Regions from separate parts of the Homo sapiens genome. Here region 2 is linked to region 1. A link is a loop called in an ENCODE intact Hi-C map of the cell type or tissue named here. Cell type or tissue: endothelial cell of umbilical vein. All regions are shown on one strand.

The links. Hi-C counts contacts between places; a loop is a spot of excess contacts. Peaks named below come from ENCODE experiments on the same cell type or tissue, not always from the same donor. Only the 100,000 strongest peaks of a DNase experiment are listed, where the experiment ranks them.
Region 2: a loop joins it to region 1, with 9 times the contacts of the local background. A loop is called at or near these places in 2 of 110 quality-filtered maps.

What each region holds. Positions count from the first base shown.
Region 1 is chr10:93,285,237-93,293,236 of GRCh38, reverse strand. No RefSeq gene overlaps it. Among named protein-coding and RNA genes, the nearest start is that of MYOF, 190 kb to the left of the region's middle. RefSeq lists enhancers at 2,663-3,163, 3,164-3,664, 3,219-4,418, 3,974-4,747. In endothelial cell of umbilical vein, a CTCF peak has its summit at 4,006 (motif pointing right); a DNase peak (open chromatin) is centred at 4,036; H3K27ac peaks cover 219 bases.
Region 2 is chr10:93,507,174-93,515,173 of GRCh38, reverse strand. All of the region lies in intron 4 of CEP55 (centrosomal protein 55), which reads right to left. It also overlaps the pseudogene RNA5SP323. Among named protein-coding and RNA genes, the nearest start is that of CEP55, 15 kb to the right of the region's middle. RefSeq lists a silencer at 3,528-3,822. In endothelial cell of umbilical vein, no CTCF peak of the experiment used is centred here; a DNase peak (open chromatin) is centred at 3,693.

The DNA of each region.
Region 1 (8,000 bases):
TGGTGGTGGGCATCTGCTACTCAGGGGGCTGAGGCTGGAGAATCACTTGAACCTGGGAGGTGAAGTTTGCAGTGAGCCAAGATCACGCCACTGCACTCCAGCCTGGGAGACAAAGTGAGACTCCATCCAAAAAAATAAATAAATAAAAGATATCTACTAAGATAAAAAAGCTACATACCTCCGTCACAAGGAAATTTGCTGTGGACAAAGGACAGACAGAACTCAAAGTCATCCCTCTGCTGAGATAAATGCATATCTGGTTGCCTCCTTTGAAAAGTCTCATTAGAAACTCAAAAGAATGCAACCTTTGTCTTGTGAACCCCAAATATCTGAGACAGGTCTCAGTCTATTTAGAAAGTTTATTTTGTGGCCGGGCTCGGTGGCTCACACCCATAATCCCAGCACTTTGGGAGGCTGAGGCGGGCAGATCACAAGGTCAGGAGATCGAGACCATCCTGGCTAACACGGTGAAACCCCATCTCTACTAAAAATACAAAAAAATTAGCCAGGCGTAGTGGCAGACACCTGTAGTCCCAGCTACTCGGGAGGCTGAGGCAGGAGAATGGCGTGAACCCGGGAGGCGGAGCATGCAGTGAGCCAAGATTATGCCACTGCACTCCAGCCTGGGCGACAGAGCAAGACTCCATCTCCAAAAACAACAACAACAACAAAAAAAAAAAAAAAAAAAAAAAAAAAACAAAAAAAAAAAAAACAGAAAGTTTATTTTGCCAATCTCTTAACTACCTATGATCTGGCCCTTCCCACTTTGAGTTGTCCTGCCTTTCTGAATGGAAACATATATTAATTCATGTCTCATGTCTCCTAAAACGGATAAAACCAAGCTGTGCTCTGACCACCCTGGGCACATGTCGTCAGGAACTCCTGAGGCTGTGTATTGGGCACGCATCCTTAACTTTGGCAAAATAAACTTCCTAAATTGACTGAGACCTGTCTCAGATTTTAGGGTTCATTGTAAAAACATACAGGCCTTCAGAAAAAAAGTTATTATACCAAAAGTGACAGAAATGGCTCATCAGGATCTTAGCGCAGGTCCTACATTTGTGAAGCTCCCATTAATATTCACTGTTCTTCTTATTTTTTTTTTTTTTTTGAGACAGAGTCTTACTCTGTCGCTCAGGCTGGAGCGCAATGGTGTGATCTCAGCTCACTGCAACCTCCCCCTCCCAGGCTCAAGCAATTCTCATGCTTCAGCCTCCCAAGTGGCTGGGATTACAGGCACCCGTCACCCTGCCCAGCTAATTTTTGTATTTTAAGTAGAGACGGGGTTTCACCATGTTGACCATGCTGGTCTTGAACTCCTGACCTCAGGTGATCCACCTGCCTTGGCCTCCCAAAGTTCTGGGATTACAGGAGTGAGCCACCGTGCCCACCCTTGTTGTTCTTATTTGTATATTTGTAGAGGGCAGAAATGTTTCCCATAACAGCTTTTAATAAAAGTCAGAGAATACTACAAAAGCAGTCCTTTGAAGAACTATGCTGAGATGGCTGGCATTCATACCTATTTCAAAGAGTACAGCTTTTAAATTCTTTCCCAAATATTTTTCCTTTCCCTGAGACGTTTGATAATGATCCTGATGGTGAAAAGATCAAAGCTCTGCTCTCAGGGAGGACGGGCCTCCAGGCCCTTTGCTGCTGCCGGGGGACATCTCTGTGAGCCCAGCATGCAGGTGGGGGTGGCATCCAGAGGTCACACCTGGGTGGAAGCCACGCCACCTCTGCGCAGAAGTGGGTCCATGCCAGTGCCACATGCACATACTCGCTCAGGCTCCTGCAGGCATGCTTGTTTCAGAAGCTTTCCCTCACTTGAGGGGGCCATCATTCATGCCCTTTTCTCACTCCCGACCCGGTCACAAGCCAAGCTTCTCTGTCCAGAAGGCTGGCACATTCAGACAGCATGATGATGGAAAAATATGAATACTAGTGAGACTGCTTTCTCTGCAGTACTCCTGACCTCAGAACAAACATGCCAGTGCTGGGGACACACACCATGCAGGTCCAGCAATCAGACCTCCTTGCAGTCACAAAGGGCAGTAACTTCGCGGGCTGCTGGGGACAGTCATGGGACATTGGTTGCTGCCAGGCATTTTAGAAGGGCCCGAAGAGGACACTTCTGTTTGAGCTGAGTCCAGGCCTCCTCTAAGGTGTCTGAGTCATCTCTGTCACCTCCTCTAGAATCCATCCCCTCACTCTGCTCTTCCTCTCCCACCCTCTCCTCCCTCTGCTGCTTTCCTCTCTGTATCTCTTGTCTCTCCATTTTGTCTTTAGCCCTTATAGGTGTTGTTACTGGTACAGTACAGGTGGTACCGGTGATGCTGGTACTTAAAGCTGGGAAACCTGCCAGCCCCCAACAGGAACAGAGACTCTGTCCTCTTCTTTCCCTGTCCCTGAAGCATCTGGCCTTGTGCCTGACCAGTGATGAGTGCGCCATACTCAGGTCTTGAATCAAGGAGAAAAGATGGCTACCCTGAGTTCAGTCACTCTGTGTGACATTGCTTTATATACTGGCATGACATATGACCCTTGGTGAACTTTTACCCAAATAGCCCAATACAAAGGGAAATTGACTAAAAACCTTTAGGTTTTGCCTGGAGGTTTAAAGCTTTCTGAAAGCCTTGCTTTAATTTATACATTTATTCTAATTCTTGCATTCCATTTCACAATCTTTTTACTTTAATCAGCTTTGATTCTGTCTAGTACTGCCTCAAATGAAAACTGCCTGTGTTTTCTTCATCCAACACAGAGGATACGTTGGGGGCAGTCCAACTTAAAATAGAGGCTATATGGCATATGTGATATTCACTTTGTGTTCCCTTCCATTCCAGAGAGTCTCAAAGAGAGAGGCTATTTCTCCTCCACCCTTTACATCCCCAGCTGCAAATAAATTGCTTCACATTCAAGCAACTCTGTGTCAAGTGCTCCAGGGTAAGTAGCAAAGAAATGTCTGTACATATAAATTCAATAATGGTTGGCTGGGCGCGGTGGCTCACGCCTATAATCCCAGCACTTTGGGAGGCCGAGGCGAGCAGATCATCTGAGGTCAGGAGTTCCAGACCAGCCTGGTTAACATGGTGAAACCCCATTCCCACTAAAAAATACAAAACTTAGCGAGGCATGGTGGTGCACGCCTGTGATCTCAGGAGGCTGAGGCAGGAGAATCGCTTGAACCCGGGATGTGGAGATTGTAGTGAGCTGAGATTGCGCCATTGCAGTCCAGCTTGGGTAACAAGAGCGAAACTCTGTCTCAAAAAAATAATAATAATGGTTAAGGTTCACCTGAGCAGTGCTGGGGAGGCCGGTTTATATAAAAACGAGGTTGTAAATAACTAATTAAATTACCAATCTCTCCACCACTGCCTTTGTCCATCTTCAATTATAATATATTCCAGAAACACACTCCACGTCTCTCCCATGGCTTTATACACACCCTGCACACGTACACTGGGAAGGCCTACAGTCCAGTTTGACGTGTGTTCACACACTCCTAATCTAGCACAGGGCCTGGTGCATAGTTGGTGCACAGAGGTCAATGAAATCCCTGTACTCAACAGCTCTGACCAGTCATCAAGGTGGTCACTGTCTTGTTGGAAAGGCAAACACATAAGCAAATCATTGAGACAAGATGTGACTACAGGGACTGATACATAATCACAGTAGAGAGTTGGAAGGGAAAGAAGAGAAAGAACTCAAAAAACGAAAGAGTGTGGGGAAATGGCCAAAAGTTGGGTCCAGAGTGGATGGGATGAGGTCAAATCCTGGTTCTCTTACTAGCACAGTGCCTAAAACTCAGCAAATGGGAGTTATTGTTGTTGTTGTTATTATATTATTATTATTTCAACAGAGGAATACAAATAGGTTAAGGATGGGTCTGGTAACATGGCCTAATGCACTGCTAAGGAGAATATTTCATCATGTAATAGAATCAGCCAAGGTTTCTTTGGGAGAAACGGCCATCACGTCTCCTGTGTTTCAAATACTGTCCACAAGATGGCAGCAGTGGCCTCAGGTTCTCACCGGGCCTAAAAGGCATTCCATTCAGTCTGCATTCCATGGAACCCCACCCCAGACAGGCATCTCTGGGACATATTTTAAGTGGAAGGCGACCAGCACCGCATCTAAACGATGCCCTTCCTTCTGGAATGCTATGGAAATCTATGACTAGACAGACAAAAACGCTCTGGCCTTGGGAAACGCTGGAACTCACGCATTCATTCGCCCCTTCATTCCTTCAACAATTATGTACTAAAAGCCTACCGCATCCCAGTTATCCTGCAAAGGAATAAAACAGAAGGGCCTGCTCTCATGACCCATAGCGAGTCGCAAATCAAACAGTGGTAGATCACAGGAAGGAGTCTCTCATGCAACGAAAAATTACAAGCCTGCAGACTGTCATAATACAGGATTGAAGGTTAAGCAAAGGAAAACAGACCTTGTGACGGGATGTCCATATTGGCTCTGCTGTACATACGGACAGGAGTGGCAGGGAACTTGAAGGAATAGAAATTGGTAGAATTGGCCAGGCGCGGTGTCTCACGCCTGTAATCCCAACACTTTGGGAGGCCGAGGCAGGCAGATCACGAGGTCAGGAGTTCAAGACCAGCCTGACCAACCTGGTGAAACCACGTATCTACTAAAAATACAAAAATTAGCCAGGCATGGTGGTGCACGCCTGTAATCCCAGCACTTTGGGAGGCCAAGGCAGGCAGATCACGAGGTCAGGAGTTCGAGACCAGCCTGACCAACATGGTGAAACCCCGTCTCTACTAAAAATACAAAAATTAGCTGGGCGTGGTGGCGCACACCTGTAATCCCAGCTACTCAGGAGGCTGAGGCAGGAGAATCGCTTGAACCCGGGAGGCAGAGTTTGCAGTGAGCTGAGATCGCACCACTGCACTCCAGTCTGGGCAACAGATCAAGATTGCCTCAAAAAAAAAAAAAAAAAAAAGGAAGAAGAAAGAAAGAGAGAGAGAAAAAAAAAGAAAGAGAGAGAGAAAGAAAGAAAGAGAAAGAAAGAAAGGAAAGAAAGGAAGAAGGAAAGAAGGAAAGAAAGAAAAAGAAAGGAAAAGAAAAGAAAGAAGGAAAGAAATTGGCAGAATTAAATAATGATTGAGGGGTTTGCCCTTGCAAAATTACTGAAGTTCTTTTTCTCCCCCTCCTTTAAGCTAGAAATCTGGGCTGGCTAATGGAAGCTGCCACCTGGAATGTCTGGGGCAGCCATGCAAGGTTACATTCCAGGCTCCAAGCAAAAAATGCCAGCAATTTACCTTTTTGTCAACTGCAAATTAAAGTAATTTCCAGGCAGAGGATTTCTCCTGCTTGTGATGAGCACCCCAAAACACCAGGGCTGTTTGCAGTTACCTGGCTGCTCTGCGGGGGAAACAAACCTGAGGCTGAAGGCACCTCAGGGTTGGAATCAAGGAAAGGTTTGCTTGGCTTTTCTTTCACTGAAGCACCAAATCAAGTGGATACGAAGTGGGAAGCAGGGAGAATGTCTTCTATCCCTAGCACTTTCTAGAATGTGGGACAAGAGAGGCACTCAGCTTTAAATAAATAAAGAGAAGGCGTATCTGCACCTGCTGTCATACCCAGCTCTATGATGACAATAAGATATACTCATCATTACCAAGAGTGCCATGCCAGGCAGACATGATGCTGAGAACGTTACAGCCACTTATCACTGAATCCTAAGGTGAAATAATTATTGGCGTTTTATAGATGAGCAATTTGAGGCTCTGTGAAGTTAAATGATTTGGAGAAAGTCACAGGTAGTAAATGATAAATGTCGGATTTAAACCCCCATTTGTCAAATTCCTCCTTACTTAACCCCATACAGCCAACCCAAGGTAGAGGTGGTGAGAGAGCCATCTCCTCACCGGAAGACATGAAGGCATATTCATTCACTGACTGAACAACTAGAGAGCACCCACTTTTTTTTTTTTTTTTTTTTTTTTTTTTGAGACAGTCTTGCTCTGTCATCCAGGCTGGAGTGCCAGGGCACGATCTTGGCTCATTGTAACCTCCACCTCCTGGGTTCAAGCGATTCTCCTGCCTCAGCCTCCCGAGTAGCTGGGATTACAGGCACCTGCCACCACGCTTGGCTAATTTTCATATTTTTAGTAGCGACAGAGTTTCACCATGTTGGTCAGGCTGGTCTCAAACGCCTGACCTCAAGTGATCCGCCCGCCTCAGCCTCCCAAAGTGCTGGGATTACAGGCATGAGCCACTGCGCCCAGCCTGAGAGCACCCAGTCTCTATCAGACCCTGAGCATGCAGAGGTAAGTAAGCACTGTCAACTGCAGAGTAAGGCAATTTCCAGGCAGAGGGCTTCTGCCAAGCTTGGAAACTGGAGATGAAACAGAATTTGCGCATCCCTTTCACTAAAGAGGGAGGCCAGTGCCTGGGACTCAGATCAAAAGCAAATGAACAAGGAACACTCACTTGCCAATAGCATGTTCATTTGGCTCATTAGAATGTCACCCATACTTAGAAGACAAGCTTTACGCCCCCTGTGTGCACCTGGAAAGAGACAAGGCCCACTCCTCCAACACATGTGCACACACGAACACACACACACACACACACACCCCTACCTACCCAATGTGAGGCCTGGCTGTGGACCTTGCAGATTCTGGGATCACTCCCAGTCATTTCCAGAGCCCTCCTTAACCTATTTCTAGTCCTCTGTTGAAGTAATAATAATTATAACAATAACTCACATCTATTGAGTTTTAGGCCCTGTGCTAATAAGAGAACCAGGATTTGACTATAGCCCGTCCACTCTGGACACAACTTTTGACCATTTCCCCACTGCACTCCCTCTCTCGTGTAGCTTCCAGCAGAGCCCTAAACAGCATGACCCCACTGGAACTCCCTCATCTTCCCTCATCTGTGGCATTTTGGGGCCTCCTTTTTCCCCTCTATTAGACTGGATGACCTGAGAGCTCTTCTAGCTTAAAGCTGCTGTGGGCTCTCTGTGGTCCCTCGTATAAGGGCACTCCTTTCATCCATGAGGGCTGCACCCTCATGCCTAATCACCTCCCAAAGGCTCCACTTCCCAATACTGTCACACTGGGGGTTAGGATTTCAACTTATGAATGGGGGGGTTGGGGGCAGGGGCAGGGACAGGCCAGGCACGGTGGCTCATGCCTGTAATTCCAGCACTTCGGGAGGCCAAGGCGGGCGGATCACCTGAGGTCAGGAGTTTGAGACCAGGCTGGCCAACATGGTGAAACCCCATCTGTACTAAAAATACAAAAAATTAGCCAGGCACAATGGCAGGTGCCTGTAATCCCAGATACTGGGGAGGCTGAGGCAGGAGAATTGCTTGAACCTGGGAGGCGGAGGTTGCAGTGAGCTGAGATCACACCATTGCACTCCAGCCTGGGCAACAAGAGCAAAACTCCATCTCAAAATAATAATAATAATTTGGGGGGACACATTCAGTCTATAACACTGATACTCAAAGCCTCAGTATTTCTTACTGCCTCTAAAAAGAAAAGGTTGAGGCTTCCTCTTTCTCCTCCAAGTCACTAAACCATCACCACTGTCCCACCTCTTCAAATCGGAAGTCTTCACAATCACTTACGAAGTTCTCCCCTCATCCTCATCACCACCCTCCTCTGCCCTCCTTGCCATTGTTCCTGGAAGACTTTGGTACCTGACACACTCTTGCCTGTCATCACTTATGGGGATACCCCCAATGCCTTGACCTTTGGCCTTCTAAGATGCTGTAACTTTCAGTCTTAACTCCACTGGAGGCACCCCCAACACCCCCAGCCCAGACACCACTCACACCTATTGGGCCTTGGGACACACCACCCCAAAATATGACTGTAGGAGACCAGAATATGCCACCCCAAAATATACTTCTTTGGCATATTTTGAGCTGCTTATTCTGAGAAACTGCAGGCACAGCAGTAGCTCTGAAAAGCTGTCATTTTATAAAAGAAATTTACATCCATAAAGAAAATGGACATTAGTAA
Region 2 (8,000 bases), 220 kb before region 1:
TTGTGTGTGCGTATATGTCATTCTCTGTAAACTAAAACACGTTTTATGACAGACATGGAGATGAACTGCTCAGAATCCCCCTTCAAGAGCCCTGCCCAGCTGGCTGGGTGCGGTGGCTCTCGCCTGTAATCCCAGCACTTTGAGAGGCCGAGGGTGGTGGATCACCTGAGGTCAGGAGTTCAAGACCAGCCTGGCCAACATGGTGAAACCCTGTCTCTAATAAAAATACAAAAATTAGCCAGGCATGGTGGCGCGTGCCTGTAATCCTAACTACTCAGGAGGCTGAGGCAGGAGAATCACTTGAACCCGGGAGGTGGAGGTGGCAGTGAGCTGAGATCATGCCCCTGCACTCCAGCCTGGAAACTCCAGTGAAACTGCGTCTCTCAAAAAAACAAACAAAAAAAAGAGGATCTCTGCCCAGCTGCATGGTGAGTGATTAGCTGATTAGCTGACAGCCTCCATCTGTTAATTCCTTCAAGTCCCTGTCAGCTTTTGAGCTGAGCTGGATTGGCCCCAGCCAACAACTGAACAAGTGCCTAACTATTGCTGCCCAACGAGGACTCTGCTTTTCAGCACTCTCTGCTCTGGAGCCCCCCATGGGGTGACAGAGACCTTGTTAGGTTTTCATCATGGTCTGATGGTCTCCCTGGCATAACTACTTCCTTTTTCCTTGCACAGATCTTGCTCCCCAATAAACCGTCTGCACTCCTAACATCATCTCAGTGTCTTCTTTAGAGGATCAAACTTAACAGCTACCTTCTCTCTTTACTACCAACTTTCATCCTTTATATGATCTTTTATAACCCAATTAAAAACTCCAAGCTGCCGTCACTCACCTGTTTGTATAGGGGTTTCATACTTACAGTGAGTTGAATAATGTCCCCCAAAATTCATGTCCACTTGAAACCTCAGAATATGACCTTATTCAGAAATGGGGTCTGTGGGCTGGGCAGTGGCTCACACCTGTAATCCCAGCACTTTGGGAGGCCGAGGCGGGCGGATTACTTGAGGCCAGGAGTTCAAGACCAGCCTGGCCAACATGGCAAAACCCTGTCTCTATTTTTTAGCCGGGCATGGTGGCACGTACCTGCAGTCCCAGCTACTTGGGAGGCTGAGGTAGCAGATCACTTGAATGCGGGAGGCGGAGGTTGCAGTGAGCCAAGATTGCGCCACTGCACTCCAACCTAGACAATAGAGTGAGACCCCGTCTCAAAAAAAAAAAAGGGGAGGGGGAGGCTTTGCAGATGCAATTAGTTAAAATGAGGCCATACTGGAGTAGGGTGAGCCCTAAATCCAATGACTAGTATCCTTATAAAAAGGAGCAGACACACAGATATACATAGAGAATGAGGCCATGTGAAGACAGAAGCTTTGTATGGCAGGGATTGTAACCAGTTCATTTCACACCAGAGGACTTGCTATAAATCCAGAGCTCATAGTAATCTGAACTTCGAAGAACCTATAACAGTATCAGCAAAGCTCATTTTTTCAAGAGTGGAATACAGATTTCTGATTACTATTTGGAGAACAACACAGTAGCTCTTAAAATGATCTATTATGCATAGATAAAATTCTTCTATTTAATTTCAATCTGACAATACAATATAGTGTTTCCTTTTATAGCAGCCACTCTTTCCAGACCTCTAGTTCCACAATGAAGAGGACATAAGGAGCTTAAAGGTTTTGGGTGTCTATCAGGGCAACTGCTTTCCGGTAAGAATTTCCATCCTTTAAAGACATTGATTGAGTCCCATATCCAGAAAGATCTACATGTATGGAAACTCTTATTAAGTCTAGAGAGTTTCTCTAAGCTTTGTTAGGCTCTTTCTACTAGCACCCTACAAACTCTTGAGCAAAGCTCCTGGGTATGGCACTTAAAGGATTTTCAGTGTCTGTTTGCTATAGAATTAGCAAATGAATTAGGAAGACAGAAACAGTCTCTAAAATCAAAGACTTAGCCCAGGAGCCTCAGCCACTTTACCAGACACTTTTCTCTCTGCATCCATTAGGGAACAGTAGTCCTCTTTACATGGCTTAAGAGTCCATTTGTCAAGTGGAGATATTGTATATCCATTTTGTATTATATATCGTCAATAGTGTAAAGCTCTGTGGATGGCTGTTTTCACTGTAGTAATTTGATTTTTGATTTAAAGAGTCTGTCTTATTGAAACTTCGTGGTAGATATATGATTGTTCAATGTATTTTCTTTTAACTTTTGTGTATGTTTGACATTTTTCGTAATAAAAATTGGGAAAAATAATCATAAAAGTTGGGAAAAATAATCAGTGAACTTAGTACAGTTGAGAAGATTGCTAGGATTCTTGGCCTATCTTAAAACAGGCTGCAGTAGTCACTCTCTTATTCAGCTCCACTGCCATCCCCAGTGAGGTTCTTACTCAGAACCTATGCATCTTTCAAAAGAAAGGACTCATGAGAAACCCAGGATCAGATTTAAATTTACTTGATAAGAGAGGAAGCACTGTATGACTCACAATGCACATGTATATCCAAATACCTATAAATTATAGTGTGTTAGATACTAAAGATACCTAATTTTATACTAAATTTTACATTTGTCCACATTTAAGTAGTATTTTAATACAAATAATTTAAGTCAAAATTAAATGGTCATGAAATTTTTTTTTTTTTTTTTTTTTTTGAGACGGAGTTTCACTCTTGTTGCCCAGGCTGGAGTGCAATGGTGCCATCTTGGCTCACTGCAACCTCCACCTCCCGGGTTCAAGCGATTCTCTTGCCTCAGCCTCCCGAGTAGCTGGGATTACAGGCATGCGCCACCACACCCAGCTAATTTTGTATTTTTAGTAGAGATGGGGTTTCACCATGTTGGTCTCAACTCCTGACCTCAGGTGATCTGCCCGCCTTGGCCTCCCAAAGTGCTGGGATTGCAGGCATGAGCCACTGAGCCCGGCCAATTTTTTTTTTTTTTGAAACGGAGTCTCGCTCTGTGGCCCCGGCTGGAATACAGTGGCATGATTTCAGCTCACTGGAAACTCTGCCTCCCGGGTTCCAGCAATTCTCCTGCCTCAGCCTCCCGAGTAGCTGGGATTACAGGCGTGTACCACCACGCCCAGCTTTTTTGTATTTTTATTAGAGACGGGGTATCACCATGTTGGCCCAGCTGGTCTCGAACTCCTGATCTCAGGTGATCTGCCCTTCTTGTCCTCCCAAAATGCTGGAATTACAGACGTGAGCCACTGCGCCAGCCCAATTTTATTTTATTTATTTTATTTTTCTTTTCTTTTAAAGGAACCAGCTGGGTGCAGTGGCTCACGCCTGTAATCCCAGCACTTTGGGAGGCCGAGGCGGGCATATCACAAGGTCAGGAGTTCGAGACCAGCCTGGCCAATATGGTGAAACCCCGTCTCTACTAAAAATACAAAACATTAGCCAGGTATGGTGGCGGGCGCCAGTGGTCCCAGCTACTCCGGACGCTGAGGCAAGAGAATCACTTGAGCCCAGGAGGTGGAGGTTGCAGTGAGTTGAGATTGTGCCACTGCACTCCAGCCTGGGCAACGGAGCGAAACTCCATCTCAAAAAAATAAATTAATTAATTAAAAAAAAAGGAACCATACATCACTTAAGTATGAGAAACAAAAATACATGTTAGTTGAAGATTCAAGGGGTAGTATTCTAAAAGGCCACATGATGGCGATGTTCCCTCAATAAACATTTCCTTATGCCACCTCTTCTCACTGTGTGCATCGGCTTTCTATCAGTATCAATACACGGAGTTGATAGCTATCATAAATATTGATTGTATTAGTTTTGAGTTTTTAGAGTCAAACATCATTGCATTAGATATGCCTTCCAGCTTTGTGTCATCTATACGTTTGTTAGGCATGCATTTAACAATTTCCTCCAAGTTACCAATAAAAATGTAGAACAAAAGTGGGCAAAATAACATGTCCTGTGGAGTCCGGGCATGGTGGCTCACGCCTGTAATCCCAGCACTTTGGGAGGCTGAGGCAGGCAGATCACGAGGTCAGGAGTTCAAGACCAGCCTGGCCAACATGGTGAAACCCCGTCTCTACTAAAAATAAAAAAAAATTAGCCAGGCGCAATGGCAGGTGCCTGTAATCCCAGCTACTCTGGAGGCTGAGGCAGAAGAATCGCTTGAACCAGGGAGGCAGAGGTTGCAGTGAGCTGAGACCGTGCCACTGCACTACAGCCTCGGCGACAGAGTGAGACTCTGTCTCAAAAAAAAAAAAAAAAAAAGTCCTGTGGAATGCTATAAAGGTCTTCGCCCAGGTTTGACAAGAATCCACTAAATATTCTGTAGACAAAAATTCCAACCAACGTAGATTAAAATGTTAGCCTATACTGGAGGAATAAAAAATGTGGGTCAATTGACAAAACTGCAGTAGGAATGGTAGATTATAGAAGTATTGTATCCATGTTAAATTTATTAAAGTTGCTATCTGTGCTATAGTTGTGGGCAAGAGTATCCTCGTTCTTAAGAAATACACATTGAAGTCTACGGCCATACCACCCTGAACGCGCCTGATCTTGGCTGATCTTGGAAGCTAAGCAGCGTTGAGTCTGTTTAGTACTTGGATGGGAGAACAAACACACATTGAAGTATATGGGTTTAAACGGCTGTGGATATGTACAATTCATTCTCAAATGGTTCAGAAAAAAATACTACATGTATATGTGTGTGGGTGAGGGTTGAAAGAGGAAAAACAGAGTGCAAAATGGGGTAACATGTTAACAACGGTTGAATTTTAGTAAAGGGGATATGGGCGTTATATGTTATTATATGTTATCATACTCATTCTTGTAACTTTTCTGTTAATTTGAATGTTTGCAGACAAAATAATTTTAAAACAATTATTATTTATCTTCCCTAAGTTCTATGCTTAAAATTCGGATATTTGAATTTAAGAGCAAGAAACGCCTATTAAAACTGTCTTTTGGCTATTTGGTTTGTCTAGTTTATACTAACATAATGCTTAAATAAATACTAAAAGTACTGACATTTGACAATGCTTACGACATTAACTCTACGTAATTATTTCAACTGTCGGCCAGAGCGAAATGGTAACTGAACAATGATACAACTGGGCCTAAAGAAGCTGTACGTAGCTTTTAGGGCTTATTTAAATATAACAAATACTAATTCTGAAAATACGTGGGTAAGCTTCTACAGGAAGTTTCTGCGAACTTTGAGAGGGTGATGGAACTAGAACTGCTGAGCTCTCAAAAGCCAAATAATGTGCCAGTGTCGGTGCTGCAAGAAGTGAGATGTCTCTTTCCATGTTCCCTAAGTCCTCCAACTACAATTTTCCCCCTGGTCTCAAAGATTTGCTGAAATTCCAAAGGGAAAACCAGAGCTAAACCACTTCTTGCTCCTCAAATATAAGTTCTGGCTGGGTGTAATGACTCACACCTGTAATCCCAGCACTTTGGGAGGCTGAGGCAGGTGGGTCATCTGAGGTCAGGAGTTGGAGACCAGCCTGGCCAACATGGCGAAACCCTGTCTCTACTAAAAGTACAAAAATCAGCTGGGCATGGTGGCACGCACCTGTAATCCCTGTTACTCAGGAGGCTGAGGCATGAGAATCACTTGAAACCAGGAGACGGAGGTTGCAATGAGCCAAGATCGCGCCACTGCACTCCAACCTGAGTGACAGAGTGAGACTCCATCTCAAAATAATAATAATAATAATAATAATAATAATAATGTTAATGGTTCTCAAAGCGTGGTCCAAGGGCCAGCAGCAGCAGCAGCTAGGAGTTTACTGGAAATGCAGAAAACTCAGGCACTACCCCAGACCTAGTATATTAGAGTCTGTGAATCTTGCTCAGTCTAGACCACCATTTGTAGAAGAGTTGGGTTAAATTTTACCCCATTTGTATAAACGCCTTTCTAAGACAGAGGAGACAAGCACAATGTGACCCTTAAATAAGCTGAGAAGATAGAACAAAAAGCTTGGGCTTACATATGTAGTATTTCAAAGTTAATTTCATAAAAAAGAATCATCATTATCTAAAAATACCCTCAGGTGATATCTGAAGCAGTTAGCACTGAGATGCCTAAAAAGCACATGTAAGCTTAAGATAATGGCATCTATTTTCAGGTACTTTTCTAGAAGAGACACCAGTAAAATTCAAGAAACTTCCCAAGATTCCATCCAGTCATTCTTTCAAATGTTCTAGACACTGAGGATATAGCAATGTACAAAACATGCAAAAATCCTTCCTTCATATGACTTCTATTCTGATGGAAAGGTTGAACATTAAACAAGAGAAGTTAAATAGATTGTAAATTTAGCTGTAGAATGTGATGAGGAGGGAAAAGCAGGAGAAAAGAATAGGAATTGTCTGGGAGCTATAATTTTAGACAAAGTGGTCAGGCAGCCCCCATTCTGTCCTCCCCCAACCCCAAGAAAGTGGCATTTAAATAAAAACCTGCATGAGGTAGGGAGGAAATCATGAAGATATCTGGGGAAGAGTGTCCCAGGCAGAGGGAACAGAAAGAGAAAAGGTGGTTTATTCAAGGAGTAGCTGGAAAGCCATTGTGGTGCAGGTGGAGTAAATAAAGTGGAATGCAGGAGCTGTGTAAGATATTTCTAAATATGTGCATCTAATGCATAGGTATGGATATACATAGAATAACAAACTTCAGTGTAATAAGACATAGAACTTTTCCTTTTCATTCCAGTTACCTCTAGGTAAATTACGTATTCTGATAAGAGTACTTGGCACCTGGCTAGACATCCAGGAGATTTAAATTCTTCTTTTGAAGATCAAAAAGACTTCAAAGGATACTTGATAGATGAAGTAAAACAGAAATCTTAAGAACATGCTTATATCAGGATAGACATGCCAGTAATATTTTTGGAACCAAAATACCAACATACTGACCTAATACTTAAGTCAGAAACTTTATACTTCATATCTCTAAAACTTGAAAAAAATACACTGTAAGTAGCAGTCCTGTGTCCTCAATTTATTCCATTCCCAATAAAACCCACCAATCCATTTATCAGTTTGCAATAATACAGCTTTACTGTATAACTAAAATAACCTCATACCAAATTCTAGAGAAAGGAAGTACTGAGTGTACAAAGAACGTTTCCTTTTCAACCTACGAAAGCAAACCTTAGTTTCAAGAGAAGTATTCAAACCAAAGAGAGCATCTTGCATGGATAAACCAAAAGAGAAGATACTACAAATTAAATTACATTATAAGAATAAAATGGAGGCCAGGCACAGTGGCACACGCCCGTAATCCCAGCACTCTGGGAGGCCGAGGCAGGCAGATCACCTGAGGTCGGGAGTTCAAGACCAGCCTGGCCAACATGGTGAAACCCCATCTCTACTAAAAATAAAAATTAGCCGGGCGTGGTGGTGGGTGCCTGTAATCCCAGGTACTTGGGAGGCTGAGGCAGAAGAGTCACTTGAACCTGGGAGGTGGAGGCTGCAGTGAGCTGAGATCTCACCAGTCCATTCCAGCTTGGGCAACAGAGCAAGACTCCATCTCAAAAAGAGAAAAATACTGAAAAAACAAGAAACAATAAAATGATTGGGCAAATTAGGGAAATTAGATTTAGATAGAAAAGGGATGTTATTGAGGTATTTGGTGGCAGTGATAATTTCTAGGGCTGTCTACCCTACAGAGACCATGATGCCGGGCATGGTAGCTCACAGCTGTAATCCCAGCACTTTGAAAGGCTGAGGTGGGCAGATCACTTGAGGTCAGGAGTTTGAGACCAGCCTGGCCAACATGGTGAAACCCCATCTCTACTAAAAATACAAAAACTTAGCGGAGTGTGGTGGCTCGTGCCTGTAATCCCAGCTACTCAGGAGGCTGAGGTAGAACTGCTTGAACCCAGGAGACAGAGGTTGCAGTGAACCAAGATGCCACTGCACTCCAGCCTGGGCAACAGACCGAGACTTTGCCTCAGGAAAAAAAAAAAAAAAAGGGACTATGCTTAGAAGAAATGATTCTCGAATGTATAGAAAGAGACTTAAAT